Linked DNA regions of Mus musculus: region 1 is linked to region 2. Evidence: chromatin loops called from intact Hi-C (ENCODE). Cell type or tissue: heart. All regions are shown on one strand. Links, peaks and the distances in the headings refer to the core of each region. The heading gives the core; the rest is flanking DNA.

Evidence for each region. Peaks named below come from ENCODE experiments on the same cell type or tissue, not always from the same donor. Only the 100,000 strongest peaks of a DNase experiment are listed, where the experiment ranks them.
Region 1: it touches region 2 in a loop (7-fold over the local background); 14 of 42 quality-filtered maps call a loop at or near these places.

What each region holds. Positions count from the first base shown.
Region 1 is chr3:53,325,927-53,334,513 of GRCm38, forward strand. No RefSeq gene overlaps it. Among named protein-coding and RNA genes, the nearest start is that of Gm40048, 66 kb to the right of the region's middle. In heart, for the core only: a CTCF peak has its summit at 3,804 (motif pointing left); no DNase peak of the experiment used is centred there; H3K4me3 peaks cover 283 bases; H3K27ac peaks cover 278 bases.
Region 2 is chr3:53,024,987-53,033,573 of GRCm38, forward strand. No RefSeq gene overlaps it. Among named protein-coding and RNA genes, the nearest start is that of Cog6, 12 kb to the left of the region's middle. In heart, for the core only: a CTCF peak has its summit at 4,235 (motif pointing right); no DNase peak of the experiment used is centred there.

The DNA of each region.
Region 1 (8,587 bases), core at 253-8,252, 300 kb after region 2:
CACTTACACCAGCATTTGTGTCAGCATTTCAGAATTTTCTCACTGGTGCTAACTGGTTTCTGGCAATGAGCTGAGAATTAGAATTCTAAGTCCTGGAACAGAGACAATTTTTTTGTTATGAGAATTTCAGTAAGATACAAATAATTGCTATCTTGAGACTGAGTGTCTTAGTGTTCTACTGCTGTGAAGAGACACCATGACCACAGCGACTCTTACAAAGCAAAATATTTTTAAAAAAATTTTTGTGATTTTTTAAATTCATTTACTTCATGTACATTGCTGCCCAGAAGAGGCCATCGGATCACAACAGATGGTTGAGAGCCACCATGCGGTTGCTAAGACTTGAACTCAGGACCTCTGGAAGAGCAGTCAGTGCTCTTAACTGCTGTGCCATTTCTCCAGCCCAAAGCAAAACATTTACCTGGGGCTGGCTTACAGTTTCAGAGCTTTAGTCCATTATTGTCATGGCTGGGAGCACGGTGGCATGCAGGCAGACATGGTGCTGGAGATGTAGTAGAGAAATCTACATCCAGATTGATAGGCAGCAGAAAGACTAGACATTGGGCGTGGCTTGAGCTCTCAACATCCCATAGCTTACCCCTAGTAACATACTTCCTCTAACAAGGCCACACCCACTCCAATAAGGCGACACCTTCTAATTCCTGTCAAGTAGTGCCACTCTCTAATGTCCAAACATTCAAATATATGAGTCTGCCTATTGGGTCCTTTTCTATTCATGCCACCACACTGGGGATTGTCAAACCGCTAAAATGAAGATAACTAACTGATTAGTGTGCCCTCACTTCAGAATCTCTCAGAATTCTCTCTGGCTGCTGGTTCTGTTCCTCTGAGTCCTAAGAAGGTTGCTGATGGGGAGAGAGCTAGCAAGCTATTCTCTGTCTCAGAATGGATAAAGGTGACTGGGAGGCTGTCTCAGTGTGGAGTGGCTGTAAAGGCCCATTCCACGTACTGCTCTGTGCTGCCTTTTATACAACCACCTGCTTGGGGGTGCTTAATGTGTTTCTGGAATGTGGGAAGAGAAACACTCAGCCTTCATGCACAAACCCACAGGAACCCAAATTTTTCCCAAAAACTTTCATTTACATTCACACGTCTGATTTGCATGCTCTTTGTAAGGTCTTATGTTAGGAAATATACTTACACTTGCCTTTTGACTAGCATGCTGTCACGGTGTAGTTAATTTACAGTTGTGTTAGGAGCTTCATTGGAAACGGGTAATTTTGCATTCAGTGTGTACAGAGTGGGAGGAAGAGATAAGAATAAGATGAAAAGGCTCTGAAGATGAAAGCTGTAAGTGAAGACAGGTATAAGTGGCTTAATTCATCTTTTATTCTGCAGCACAGGAGGGAGGCAGAAACCTCCGTTTCAAAGCCATGTCATGCGTGCTACCGTGCGTGTATAGGGATATTTGACAACCACTCACTTTCATATCTGGAAAATTAATCAGATCTGACAGCTGTTGCCCCCATATGTGCGGGCCTTTCCCAGTTTTATCAATACCCTAATTGATAACCACGAAGCCATAGCTGGCTGGGTGTTCACAGATGCAAATCTCCTTATTATTTTACCAGGGGTCTTTGGGTGAGGACTGAAGCCGACTGTGTGCTGGAATCAGGCATTATATCTAGGTCACTGACAACCCAGCCGGAAGATTGACAGCAGCCCCTTTCGTCTGAGAACAGATGTGTCTCAAGGGAGAGTCAGTGGTTGGATTCACTGATGGATTGTCTGTCCACAGGGCTGAATCTCTGGGAGGAAAAAGAATACAGGACCTGCCTGCCACTTAATTCCTCAGGCAGAAAACTTCTATGGAGAAGAAATCCACCCTCAGGGGAGTAGGAGGCAGCTGCCCTCTTGCAGGACCAGAGGCCCCGAATGCAAGCAAGACATACGAATTTTAATGAAGTAGAGCACAGCCCCACTCCGGGGTCAGGGTGGCAATGTTCCTGGAGAGGACAGGCTTCAGGAAGTGATGAAAGGGTCATCTGAAGGAGCTGCTCTACACCTCAGGTGACAGTGCTCTCTGCTGCTGAGACCTGGACTGGTTTTCCGAGTCTGCCAGTCAAAGTTAGATAGATTGGTTAACGCAAAATCAACACCAATACTTTAATTAAAAAAAAAAAATCCCTGAAAGCAAAAGGAGAGACTATTTGGGAAAGGAAAAGGACTCAGCCAGAGACAGGCAGGAGTGGGGGAAGATGATAGAGGGATGGGATGAATAAGAACAAAGGGTGTGTATGAGCATGTGTGTGTGCATGTGTGTGTGTGCATGTGTGTGCATGTGTGTGTTTGCATACATGTGTGTGCATATGTGTCTCTGTGTGTGCATGTGTTTACATGTGTGTGTTTGCATGCATGTGTGTGCATATATGTCTGTGTGTATGTATATGTGTGTGCATGTGTGTTTGTGTGTGTGCATGCATGTGTGTGCATTTGTATGTAAAAAGGCCATAATGAAACCCATTGCTTTGTATGCCAACTTAAAAATTAAGCAGATTGTTGGAAGTAGGGCAAAACTTGAAGGTTTCAAAACCCTTGGCCAGGGTGTGCACCAGAAGACTGGCAAAGAGCACCAAAACTGTGACTCACTCCAGAAAGCACTGTGAAGCCGAAGAACCTGGGAGATTGGCATTTTAGGGTCTTCTTTACTAAAGCGTTATAAACTGGAGATCATTGCTGAGACCCACATTCCTTTCACTGCTTGTCTTTGGGAGCCTCCTCTGAGACAAGCACCCTTTAGGCGCCATAGCCAGTGTGATTGTAATACACTCTACCCATGGACAATCATAGTCCAGGGTGAGAGACACAAACCAGTAGTGGCCCTGTGATCTTCTGAGAGCTGTGTCCGATTTTCACACAAGGTGTGTCTGATTAGACTCAAGAGAGAGTCAAGAAAAATCTTCAGGAAGAAGGTATCTTAGCTGAATTTCAAAGGATCTGAGAAGAGTACCCTACACAGTTTATCATTTGTTTCTTCAACCAATGTTTGTTGGATGCCCACTGCAGTAGACTCCGTTTTAGGGACAGCTATCATAATGGCAAGTCAAAGAAATACCTATGAGCAGAAGTTCAAGGGGGGATAACTCAGTTTCCATGAACAAGTTTACACAGAGAGGCCAGTGATACTCTGGAGTCAGAAGGGGCCAGGGTAAACCATGTGTATACGAGATCCTGAAAAGAGGTAGTGTGCATCCTCCTGTTAGTTCTCACTGCTGCCTATGACGCTCTACTGGAAACAGGATGCGTGAGAAAGTGAAGAGGCTTCTTGTAAATACTCCACACGTTTGAGAAATCAGCAAGTGATCCTGCTTGCCTGGACCACGGTCAGCATGAACGTTTATTAGTTACCGCCATAGGAAAGAATTCATAAACCATGCTCATTTGCCTTGCCCAAAAGCCAAAGCAAATCATGCGAACAGCAATGCCAGGCACCCCCTGAAATGATGACTCTGGTCACTGTCATCCTTGCACTCTGCAGAGGACATCAGCTAATTTCCTCAGCTAAGACGTGCACTCTGCGGATTTTACAATATCCCAGAAATTCTCCTAAGAAACTATTCTTCATCTAATTATTTAAAAATGTTTCTAAGGACAAATCACATGACCTGAGCTAAGCGAAAGTGTCCACCTGATACACTGTTCACATGCTATTTCTGTTCAGGAACCTGTTTCATCAGAGAAACTTTTACATGAGCCTAGAAATACAGATATTTATAACATAGGTACCCAATCGTCTGTTAACTCCACTTTCAGGGGATCTGACACCCTCTCCTGGCCTTAGGGGGTACTGCATGCACATGTATGCAGACAAATAGACACAAAATACAGACTTTAAAAACATATAGTGTGGCTGGTTGTGAGTTGTGAATATCTTTCTGAAACTCATCAAGCAGCACACAGACAAGGATAATCACTCTCTACAAATTTCCCTTTCATTGTAGAAAAATATAAACTACGTTTTAAAAAGCAGTAGTTTAGTTCTAAATGAACAAATTATAGGTTTAGATTTATCACTCTAATATATGAGCAGTCACACGAACCCCTTAGAATTTAGATATTCTTACAGGCACAGATAAGTGATATTTCTGAACAAGCAAAATGGGAATCCAACCAGGACCATGGTTATCCTTATGCCAACCTGGGAAACCTATATCCTTTAGAGCTTCATTCTACAAATCCAGGTTGTGGTAAGAGAATGGTACATGGCTTTACTCCAAGGCTATATACCATGACATCAGTTTATATCAGGAGTAATGGTATGGTGAGAGCATTATATTTTGGTTGGTAGCATTGTGTTATCTATTCTGCTTTTAAATTTTATTAAACTACTTAGTTGCTCACCCACAGCTTAATATCTTCTACAAGAGGCTAATGCTGTACAGACTCTGGGGTAATTTGCATGCACCCCAGATTTATCAGGTAATCAGGTAACCACTTAGGAGCTAAATTTACTGATCTTACATGCATTCCAGGGGGGATAAAGCAGACTGACTCTTCTTCATGGTGACTTCAGAAGCCCAGTTTCTAAAAATATCTGCAGTGAAGGAGACTTGAGCAGCGCCCTGTGCAGCAACATCTCACAAAGGCTGTTCCCTGGGATACTGACTAGTGTTTCACGGAGAGTCGTTAACAGCTCTTAATGACAAAAGGATCCTGTGGTCAAGTCAATCCATGTTACCGTGAGTCAACGTTAAATAGATTTCTTCTTACCTTAGGATATAGTCATTTTTAATCAATCCCATGAATGGTTTAGGAATTTCTCAGAAGGAGCTATAGCTTACAGCATTTTGCATTTCCTCCTGACCTTAAAAATGGGTGCATGGCAGTTGGCAGCACCTGTGGGATAGCTTAGGAACCAGGCACAGATTGGCCATGGCGATCCAGCAGCTTGGTCACTTCACTGGAAGTCCCGGTATTGCAGTGCTTTGAGGAAGAGTGGGTAGTGAAGTATGTGAAAGAACAATCTGGCACTGGAGACAGAAGCAGGAAACCACTAAGCAACAATGTATCTAAGCTGGTGCACAATTAATGTATTTCCAGAAAATACAGAGCTGGATGCAGAGGCCTGGAATCACCTGCTGTTTTAAAGAGGCCAGAGTCTCTCTTCACAGCTGACCCTGTGCCAGATTCTGATCTTAGCAGAAGAAGCAAGAGTGTCTGTCAGAAGGTGTTTGTGGACCCAGAATTCTATGGAGGAAGCTGGGAGGAAGAAATGGCCTCTAGAGAGGGCAATTCATGAGAACATGAAGAACATCACCTGTTATACTCAGGAGAGGTCCTTCCTGGAATGAACCGTGGTCTCTGACACAAAATGCAGATGTTCTAAAGACAGATGGCTCCTTGGGTACTTTCTCTAGCTCCTCCATGTTGGGGGCCCTGTGATCCAAATCTGCAACCCTATAGGAGGAACAACAATATGAACTAACCAGTACCCCCTGGAGCTCGTGTCTCTAGCTGCATATGTATCAGAAGATGGCCTAGTTGGCCATCAGTGGAAAGAGAGGCCCATTGGTCTTGCAAACTTTATATGCCTCAGTACAGGGGAACACCAGGGCCAAGAAGTGCGAGTGGGTGGGTAGGGGAGTGGGGGGGGGTATGGGGGACTTTTGGGATAGCATTGGAAATGTAAATGAAGAAAATACCTAACAAAAATAATTTAAAAAAAAGACAGATGGCTCTAGAGACACAAGAATGGGGGGGGGGTGACCAAGAGACTATACTGGAGAACCAGGGGTGGCCACTAGTTTTTTAGAAATAAGGAAGTGAAAATTGAGTTCATAACCTATTTTTTTTTGTTTGTGCATAGCATCTAGTAACTTGTTGGGTATCACTGTGTGTTATGGGTTATCTGACAAGATTTTCACAATACCATGGGTGCTAAAGAGAATTACGGATTCAGAGAGACCGTGACACATCCATGGTACACAGCAGCTGTACCCACGGCCGCTTACCCAGGAAGCGGCTATTAGCAGAGACTGGCAGCAGGAGTCATACAAACACATTTGAAAAACAGGAATGAATTAGAGACCTTTCCAAGCTCAGACAAATGCATCAGAGAAAGAAGAAAACAGGAAGATTAAACTCTGTAATTGGCATTGGCTGTGTACTTTCCTCACCTTATTGAAAAAGCCTTTCTGGGTTTTCCTCTTCATACCCTCCTGCCCCTTGTAGGCCAAACCCAGGAACAAACTCTGTAAACAATAGCTTGTGGCTCAGAGGAAAAAGTCAACAATCGACTTGGGTGAGGGAGAGATTCATTAATCACTGAAGCAAATCTTTGCTCCCTCCTCCATTTCTTCTCTTTCTCTCCAGAAAGAAAGAAAGAAAGAAGAGAAGAGGGTGAAAGAATGCTTTAGACCAGCTTCAGACTAGTCGGAGCACAGGGTGGATGAAGTCATTCGGTGAGAAAACCCCTAACAATGAGGACTGTAAAGACAATGGGAAAATGGCTCCTCGGGCATCTCTGTTCCACTCCACAGTGTTGCTGTGCACTGTGGTAATGATACTCAATAACCCACCTAAATTTAGCACATGCTTCTAAGACTCTATGGTGAAGGAACAAATTCACCCCCTGCCACCTCAGACTCTCAGCTCCTAAAATTCTTGGGATTTCTACAGCTCTACACCTGTGTCTTTTATACAATAATGACGTAACTGGTGAGTCTCTTTTGGACAAAACTCTCTGGCCAGAAAGATTAAGTCATGGGTAAAAGATTGTAACTTTAGGAAGGATGGGGTGAGACACGGCCTCACAGTGTAGCTCTGGCTGTCCTAGAGCTCACTATGTGGAGGAGGTTGGCCTTGAACTCACAGAGATCCACCTGCCTCTGCCTCCTGAGTGATAGAGCAGTCTGCATATAAACACCAATGTGAGTGGCTCTAAACATTTCCGGGTCAGGGAACACATGAGAGCATCCTGGAGAGAGTGTGGAGGTCTGGACTCTTCTCCTGTCCCTTGTCTTCTGCATTCGGCTGGCCAGGAGCTGTCTTCCTCATAATACATGGATAATTGTATCTAAATTGTATCTAATTGTTGGGTTTGGGTGATCCCCCCCCCCACCAGTGATATTCTTAATTCTAGCAAAGGATTGAACCAAGGATGGAAATGGCTGGACTGAAAAGCAGGGAGCTTCCTGGGACTGAGGCTGTGGGGTCCGTGGTGACTCAGGTGTGTGTGGCATGTATTTTAGATTATCCAATTGGTAACTGGAGATCCATACTTTAGCTTTGCCAGGATTAAAACCTTACCTTTGCTTCAATCCCTCATGTGTAAAGTAAGGGAAATTTTGGGGGAGGAATTAAAACATAAGTCAGGAGCATTAATGAGCCTAGCTATCCAGGACTCAGAAACATAAATGGGTCTGGATATCCTGGACTCAGAACATTGACAAACTGGCTACCCTGGACTCGGGATATTAATAGAGCTGGAGACTCTGGATACAGGATATTAAGGAACCTGGACACTCTGTTTCTTCCTTATTGTGTTTCTACCTACTCTTTGGAAATCAAAAGTCATTTCCATTGCTTTAGAAACGTGAAAATGAATTATATGTAACTGGTTTTGCCTTTAAAAGAATATTAAAAATTTCAGATAGGAAGCATGAGATATAGTTTAAACCTCTGGGGAAGCATTCTTCAGAATTATCAGGAAAAACCCAATTAAAAGTAATGAATAGGAAGAATAATATGTCTATCAAATCTTTAATTAAATGAAGTAGAAGGGTTTTTTTGCCTCTCAAAATGTTTCTTATTTATATAATTATCTTTATTAATAATTATTAGAAAATTATTTATTTATTGAAATTTCAGTGAAAGGCACTACAACTCACATGGACAGAATAAACATTGCTAATACCCTCCAACCGCAATGCATATTTCTTAATCCTATGCTAATATCCAATTCATTTTTTTCTGGAATATCTAGGTAACAATTTAAAGATAGTTCCTTAGGGTACTAGAAGTAATTATTTGTGCACAGTGAGGCTGGGTGGAGAAAAAGGTAATAAATGCCATCGTCCTGCTAGAGTGTAGCATCAGCGTCGAACTCTCTGTGGCCCTCAGCAGCGTCTCAGCTAGAAAACAAAAGCAGGGCACTTACCAAGGATAATTTGAGAATCCACCAGGGGCAAAATGGACATGCAAAGGTTCTGTCTCAAAGAGAAAACCTAGGCATGTGGGGCAGAGTCTGAAGCACGCTGGCACGCTAGCAATATCACAGGCAGAAAGAACTACAGCGGCGGGGAGGAGTTCGTACCGAGCAGACCTTGGAATTCGGAAGTTACCCAGAGCAGCGTGGGTGAGCTGGATACCATCGGGTGAACTTAGGAGCACAGATAAGCTTCCTTCTTCCCTGAAGAAACAATTCAGTGGCTCCTCTATGCCCAAGATTTCCCGCTGGCCCTGGGCACACTGCCTACCCACAGGCTTTAGATTTTGAATTTGCTTAGCTCTTCCCACCCCAGAAAGTTAAAGTCCTTGTCGCAAATCTCTGGGATATGAGACCCGCTTCTCTGAGGAGCTCAAATGATGCAGGGTTTAGGCAATTATTTGGTGACAAGGATTGACC
Region 2 (8,587 bases), core at 214-8,213:
GTAGAAACACATCCACGTTCACTATTGCTCTACTCACTGCTGTTAGGAAATGGGATCAACCTGGATGCCTATCAACAGATAACTGGATTGCAATAATGCGATCCATATATACAGAGAATGTTACTCCACTAGGATGGGAAGTGAAATCATCAAATCTGCAGGGGAACAAAGTACCCGGGGGAAATATATTGAGTTAAACGACTCAAACTGAGAGTGACAGAGCTTGTGTGCTCTCTCTCCTGACTGGAGCCTACCTTCACTTTTCTGCTTTGTTTAGTCTGTTTCAGTTGGAGCCCAGGTGAAAGCCAGTAGACTAGGAAGAGGCCTTGGTGGTTATGAAGGGGAGCCATACCCAATAGGTGAGACAAATGTACTCAGGTGGATTTCTGAGGGTGAAGACCATGACCAGCAAGGGGAGTGGGAGTGTGGAAGAGATGACGAGAACTGTATGGAGCCCACTGTCTCACAGACCGACTTTAAAATAGTGGATGTGTAGTGGATCACAGGTGACTTGAAAGATGAGGTGTGAATACTGAGGGTAAAGGACTAAGTTGGGGAGAGGGAATAAGAGAGAGGAGGAGGTAGTGAGGGGTTAAACAAAATGAAAGGCCTATAAACAAACAAAAACAAACACCCTCATGGAAACTGATGGCTATTCTAAGTTGTCAACTTAACTACATCTGGAATTAAATAAAAACCCCAGTCGCTGGGCACACCTGTGAGGAATTTTGGTCAGAAGACCCACACTAAATCTAGTCCACACGCTCTTGTCGCAGACTATAGAAAGGACAAGGAAGAAAACAGCTTTCGCTCTTTGCCTGCTTGCCCTCACACTTAACTTACTAATGTTAGAAACTACATTTCTGGGATTCCGGCATATTCCGAAGACCAGCTGAGACATCCAGCATCATGGGCTGAACAACTGCTAGACTCTCAGACTTCACTGGGAGACAGCCATTACTGAACTGGCTGGACCACAGCCTGTAAACCACTTTATAAATCCTCTTTTATACATAGATTAATTCTATCAGTTCTGTCCCTCTGAGAACTGAGACTAATACAGAAAACCACTAGTTAGCAAGCAAATTTCAAAGTATAACTTTTAAACGGTTTGTGTGTGTGTGTGTGGGGGGGGGGGGTGCTGGAGAGATGGCTCAACAATTAAGGGCATTAGCTGCTTTTCTGGAAGACTCAGGTTTGATTCTCCACACTCATGTGGCAGCTCTCAAGTCTCTGTAATCACAGACTTGTTGGATAAAGACTTAAAATCAGTGACCTTAAAAGCTCTCACCCTTGTTACACCTCTAGCTAAGGAACTATAGGCAGTTGATAGCTGCTGGGAGAAGGCCAGAACACAAGTGTGTGGCCCCTGGTAGGTCCACCATATGCCAGTGGAAGGCCACACGAAGGTTATAAAAGCACACTGGTTAAAGTAAGAAATCTACCAGTCAGGGCTGACAAGGTGCCCAGGACCTCCTGTTTCAACTGATGGAGTGCTGACCTTGTGTGGCGCCACACACAGTTCTCTTTGACTTGACCAAGTTCACCCTTTGTATTACATAAATATCTAGGTTCTTTGAAACTATGTAATATCCTGCATTTAGATACTCTCTAAATTATTTCCTTTAAGATTTGTGGGTCCCTGTTTTATTAACACCTTGTGGTCTGCTCCTGTATGCTCTTTAAATGCTCAGATGTGGTTGGGGTCAGCACATCCATGCTGATCCGTATGTCTGTTTGTTCTTAGTGTGTGCTGCTGTGGTGATATCCTAGGAAATCCAACTACGCTCCTGATCACCAACACACATCACTGATGTGCCCACACACAGAGGACACACATCAGTGGCCATTGTCACCTGTCCCTGTCCATACTCATAGGAATTAAAAAAAAAAGACTGGTTTTTAGACCTGAAAATGTCACGATTCTGAACAAGGAAGATAAGGAAGACATCTAGACTTTCCCTGTGTTTGGGACTCCTTTGTTTACCCTATAGCTGGGTATAATAGTTTGGGAAACTATTATAATTTGAGACTTCTAAGGAATTTAATATACTCATCTGCACTGAATTGTTTTTGCTAAAATATGTTTGAAAATTATATTTAAATTTGAGTAGAAAGAGAAATTGTTAAGGGGAGGAATTTTATATGTAATTAAACATGAATTTGTTCATGTTCAGTCTTTACTTTCCTTCTGCCATGACTCAATACCGCTGTGGATATGCAGGGATGGGGAAAGGAAAACTCAACAAAGACATTTCCATGGAACACAGAGGGATGGTAGAGGATTTTTCCTTACCAGGAAGAACTCGATGATGTCATGGTGAAGTCTGAGAATAAAGTCTCAAGTTTAACTTGTTTGTTTGTTTTTTTTTCTTTTGCTTCATTTTTCTACTCTCATTTTGTCATCAGCACTTGAATCCTCACATGAAGAAGTGAAATAACATAGATGTGTGAAATCCAGTATGCCCTTGGCAGTACAGGTCACCTCCAGTATAATCACTTCTGCTAGAACTCATGTGACATGTGACACATGACACAAGACCTGTGGCTGGAGCAGAACTCATGATGACATGTAAGAACCCCGTGGCTTGGCCCTCGGCTTCTTACTCCTGGCATGACGTCAGTCTGTTGGAATAAAACCCCTGAGTCTGTTTCCTCTTTGGTGGATGGAAAGAATCATTCCGCTTGCCAGATACCACTAACTGCAACTTAAATGAGAGATAGTGCCTGCCTGTCTTGAAAACACATGGACCTGTAACGTGTTTCTCAAAGGTGAGGCTTAACTAGTCCTTAGGACTCACAACATGGAGATGGACATAGAGAAAATAATAGTCCTGAAATAAAATCTACTTTGGAATATTTGCAAATTATGAGAGTTGCAAAGATAACATGGTGAGCCCCTTGACCCATGTTGGTGTCTTCTCATGTCAACTAAATTTAAATTTGAGTAGAAAGAAAAATTGTCAATCTTATATTCCTGTGGTAAATTTGTTCACACCAAGAAACTGACATTGGTATTTTATTAACTAATAACCAAACTTTCACCAAATGGACTCTTCCCTAGTTTTTGTTTTACTGTCCTTTCTAGCACAAAGATCCATTCAGGATGCTAAATTTGATCCTCATATTCCTTAACCAAACACCTTAAAGTTTCTTCTGCTGCAATGAAACTCCATGACCAAACGCCACTTGAAGAGAAAAGGGTTTATTTCATTCCCAGTTCTTAGAACAGATCACCATCAAAAGCAGTGAGGGCAGGCATTCAGTGCACGGCAGGAGACTGAAGGTCATAGAGGGATGCTGCTTACTGGTTTGCTCCCATGGTTTGCCCAGACTGCTTTCTTATAGAAGCCAGGACCACCAGCTGAGGGATGGCACCACCCATAATGGGCTAAGCCCTCCCTCATCAATCACTAATTAAGAAAATGCCCTACTGGCTTGTCCACCGTCTGATCTTATGGAGGCACTTTCTTTTTACTTTTAAGACTTATTTATTTTATGTATGTGAGTACACTGTTGCTGTCTTCAGACACACCAGAAGAGGGACCCATTACAGATGGTTTTGAGCCGCCATGTGATTGCTAGAAATTGAACCCAGGACCTCTGGAAGAGCAGTCAGTGCTTTTAATCGCTGAGCCATCTCTCTAGCCTGGAGGTATTTTCTTAAATGAGGTTCCTTCCTCTGTAATGATTCTAGCTTGTGTCAGGTTGGCATAAAACCAGTCAGCACAGCAAATTTCTCCGAATTTCCTTTTACTTTTCCTGGATTGACAGGTGCAGACTTTTGCATGTATTGCGTACACTGTCCCCAGGCTTCACCTTCTGGTGTGGTTAGCCTGGGTTTGGGCTCTCAGTATGGCAGCAAGGATACCTGGTATCTACAGAGCATCAGTGGGGATGTTCTCTTACTCACCCAGGTGAAGCCGTATCTGTCGACTTCCCCACTGCAGTTACATTGTTGCCCTTTCTATATACCAGTGTGGGTATGGTCACTCAGACAAGCCCACCTTCGAGGACCAGAGGATAAAGTTATACTCATGGAGAAGAGTAGAGAACGGATAGTAGTAGTGTTTGTGTGTTGGGGTGGAGGGATATACCTACGTATATTCATTGGAATATATCCAATATAGAAATATATATTTTTCTATCAGGGAAACTAGTAATTTTTAAGCCGTCAAATAATGGAAACAAAGTTGATGAGCTCCTTGAAGTACCAAACTATACCCCGGAGGCCCCAGCAGGTGTCGCTGTTGAGAGAGATTGAGTCTGTCTTTGGCTGAACACTGAAGTCCTTGATAGACCTGCAAAGTACCCTATCCATTACTCTTCCTCCAGGAAAGATTTCTCTTCTAAGTAAGGAAGAAAAAATAGCATTCACGTTCTCAAACCTGGTCGACATGAACTGGTGTATGTGAGCTTCTAGATCAGCTTCAAAGTTAGTACTGTTTCAGCACGCTTCCTCCTGCTTAGAGCTCAGACCTCTCTCTACTCGAGGTAGTAAACGGGGAGAAGAGGAGGATAAGGGCATAAAATAGATGCGATACTGAAATGACAAACTATTATGTGAAGCGTCACAGCTTCTGGTCTGAATGGCTTCTCTAAATATGTAGAGGTTCATTGAGCTTATGGTCTGATTCCTGGATTTGATTAATTTCAGTGTGTGACTTTTTTTTTTCAAGAATTGAAGATTATTGATATTTTTGCAAACTATTTTTTATCCGACCCAGTAATCATTTTCAAGAATAGTTATTAGAATTGAGAAAAATAGGGAAGTGGTATTGTGGTTTTGACCTAACGCCTTTTAGTAAGGACTCTGGAGATCATATGAATGTTTTCTGTGACCCAAAGGGCTTTTGCCTATCTAAATTACTCCAGTGACCACCTGGTCCTCAAGTTACAGAGGAGAATGCCTTAGGTGGCTGCTAGACTGGATTGACAAGATGGGCTCAGAGATAGTGCAGGAGGAGCAAAAGCCTCTTCAGCAGGCAAGCTTTCTCAAGCCTTCACACTGGGATTTCACGAATGCAGGGTAAACATTTATTCATATATATATATGAATATATGTATATGTATATATGTATATATGTACCATATAGATATACCAGATTATCAAAGACCAATTACAAGGAAATTTTTTCCTGATCATCATTTTAATATTGCAAACCCAACAATACATTAAAATTAAGATGCATTCTGATTATTTATGTGGTTGGAATTTATTATTTAGAGAAAGATCTCATATAGCCAGGCTTCCCTTGAACTTCTGTTTGCACTGGCCAACTGTCTTTATCTCCTTGGTCTGGGGTTACAGGCATGCACAATTATACCTGGTATTGGGAACCAAATTTTGGATTCTTCATAAACTCTGTAGAGTGAATCCTCTCCTTAAATGTGTCTCCCTTAAATCACGGCAGGCCAGTAAGATGACTCAGCTGGGAAAAGCACTCGCTTCCGACCTGACTGCCTGAGTTTGGTCCTAAGGAGCAACAGGAGAGAAGGAGAGATCTGACTCCTGTGAATTCTCCAATCTCCACCCATGGGTGGCATGACATGTTTCACATGCATACACACATATGCACACATAAAATCAATAAATACTATAATTTAATAAAATAAATAATGGAAAACAATACATTATTGGACCATCACCTAATTCTATATAGCAATGTATCTTATAAGGATAGATTAGATAGGTTTGGACATGTTACCAGATGATTCTAAGATAGTAAAAGTCTTATTAAATATTATTTATCACTTATTGAGTAATTACCATGTGCTGAAAATTTTCACATGCATTTTTTAGTTTTCAAAACAACACTATGAGTAAACGTTATTAAATAACTTACCTAAAAATCAGAGAGCCCGTGAGTGGATGCTATACCATCCTGCAAGATCAAATCTAGGCCAATCCAGTTGTGGGGGCAGGAATTCACTGTGCTGCCTTGGCTAGTCTACCTCTGACTGCAGTTACACTTTAACTTGGAAAATATTTGGCCAAAAAATATTTTTTATTAAAAAAATGTTGGTTTTATGTTTATGGCACCAGGTTGTGTTTTGGGACTTGATCTTAGTCAGAGCCTGGCAAATGAATCTTAGCTGAAATTTCTCAGAACAGTAGACAGAGCTTTTTTTTTTTTTAAATTAACTATTTTATTTTATTTTATTTTATTTTATTTTATGTATGAGTGTTTTGTCTGCATGTATGCATGTTCACCACAAGTGTGTGTGGTACCCAGGGAGGTCAGAAGAGGAGATTGGCTACACTGGAACTGGACTTAGTTACGGCTGTTTGTGAACCACCCTCTGGGTGCTGGGAACTGAACCTGGCTTCTTCAAAATAGCACCAAGTGCTCTTAACCACTAAGCCATTTCTCCAGCCTCAGTACGTGGTTTTAAATGTAGATTTGCATGTGCTGGGTGGTCTTTTAATGTACAAACTTGAATATGCTTAAGAATTCAGCTGAAACTGTCCAGCAGGGAAAAACAAACAAACAAACAAACAAAAGACAAACAGATGATCTGAAATAAGGACTTGAAAAAACTTTGAGAAAAAGACAATTTCCCTAGTTCTGAGTGGTTAGTACTATTACCACAATGTCATTATTATTATGGCCTTAAAAATAACCATGATGTTATTTCTGTGTCAGCAATGGAGGAATAAGGCAAGGAGGAAAAGTTTGTCTGTGACAAAAGGGCCTGTCACCTTGTCTTAAAGCAGATTCCCCCAAGCTGAAACATTCCCTGGGGCGAGGTAGAGTGAGGTGGGGGTGGGGAAGACTGGCGTCAACAGAATGTCACTTTGTCTAGGAGGGTAAAAGCCTTCAAGAGTCACAAGGCCACTCCCTTCCCAGCTATAGGAGGAGCAAACCACTTCAGGGGAAGAGATGCTGATCAAGCGACCTAACTGTAGTGATTCCTTGGCTCTGTAGAGCTGTCTGAGTTGTGCAGAGGGCCGGGTGGTGGTGGGTTACAGCCTTCGCGGTTTGTTAACTGTGTTGGGGTCTGCTCTTCAGTTGATGTACCTGTTTTTAAGTCACGGAGCTCCTGTAAACCCTTGCTCATACTCCTACACTAAAACCCATTGGTTTGCCAAGCTGGGCTTTGGTACAGTAGTTATTTGGTCTGCTTTGGTTCCCTTTCTGGGGTTTGTGGGTATGTGTGACAGCTCACCTGGGTCTCTCCTATGTTGTTGGACATTCAACGTTGTCTCCATATGGTTTTACCTGCATACTATGGCGAGAAATCTGCTACCAGCCTGATTGGCCATCAGCCTTGTCTGGCTCATTACACAGTCTAATTGCCCTGGACGCAATGGTGTTTGGGAGAGGGTCATTAGGAGATGAACAAATATGTGGGAAATACTTTTATAATCAGGGCTTTAAAAAAAGAAAAAGGCCAGAGAGCTCCCTTGTCTTCTCTGCCCTGTGCAGACACAGCAAATGAGTGATGGTGAGAGAGGAAGAAAAAGGAGGAAGAAAGGAAGAGGAGGAGGAAGAAGAGGAAGAGGAAAAGGAAGGAGAAGAAGATCATGATGATCAAGATGAAGCAGCAGCAGCTGCAACAGCAAGGGACCTCCTCCCCTCTGCCAGATAAGGTGAACTGGAGAAAGATAAGAGGACAGCTGTCAGTGAGCCCGGAAGCTAGCTTCAGCGGATACGGAGTCTTCTGAAGAACTCCACACCCACCACAACTATGAGGAAGACATTTGTGTTGTTAAGCCATCTCTGGGGTCCTTGGATTTTGTTTCTGCAGTCCAGTGGATCTCGGATTGCTGTCCCACTGTGCCTGGTGTGGGAAACAGGATAATCGGATGCCCCACTTTACAGTGTTACTTGTCCAAGGTCAGATAGCGATTTGGCAGCTAAATCAAGCCCAGAACTGGGTGTTCCTGCCTCCTAACTATGCTAAAATCTCACAAGTATCTTTTTTTGTGCCTCCTTTTTTTTTTCTTTACACTTAAAAATGCAAATGAGAGGGCATCACACAAGCAGCAGATGTTTGTGTCTCTTCCAGTTCACCAGATTCAAACTTGCTCTAATCTAGGTGATTCGGTCCCCTCCCTCAGCTGCACGCATGCTCAAATAAGACCCATGATGGTCTCAACACAGCAACTGGCATGAAAGAATGTAGCAATTTATCAGTAAGCATAATACGTGTAATTTCTGGTTAAGAATCATGACTCTGAAAGAAAAGCCCAGTGAGGTTGAAAACCAAACCCAACCAAAAACAAAAAATGAGGACCAAAATAAGAGTTCATTTGTAAGTCTGGTGTGGTGGCTCACACACTGAATCCCAGCATTCTAGAGGCAGAGGCAGGTGGATCTCCGGGTTCAAGACCATCCTGGTCTACACAGAGAGATCTGGGACAGCCAGGGCTACACAGAGAAACCCCATCGACCAAAGAATGAATGCATAATAGCAGAGAAGGCATTTGAGAACCTGTGGTTTCTTGGTATTTTCAACACTTCTGTACTAAGCCACACAATGCTCACAGGTTAAAGTGTTCTGAACAGAGAGGCGCTGGGAAGCTAGTCATTATTACCAGAAAAGTCAGTGTAGCTGCAGTCCACTACCTTCCTTCCTCCCT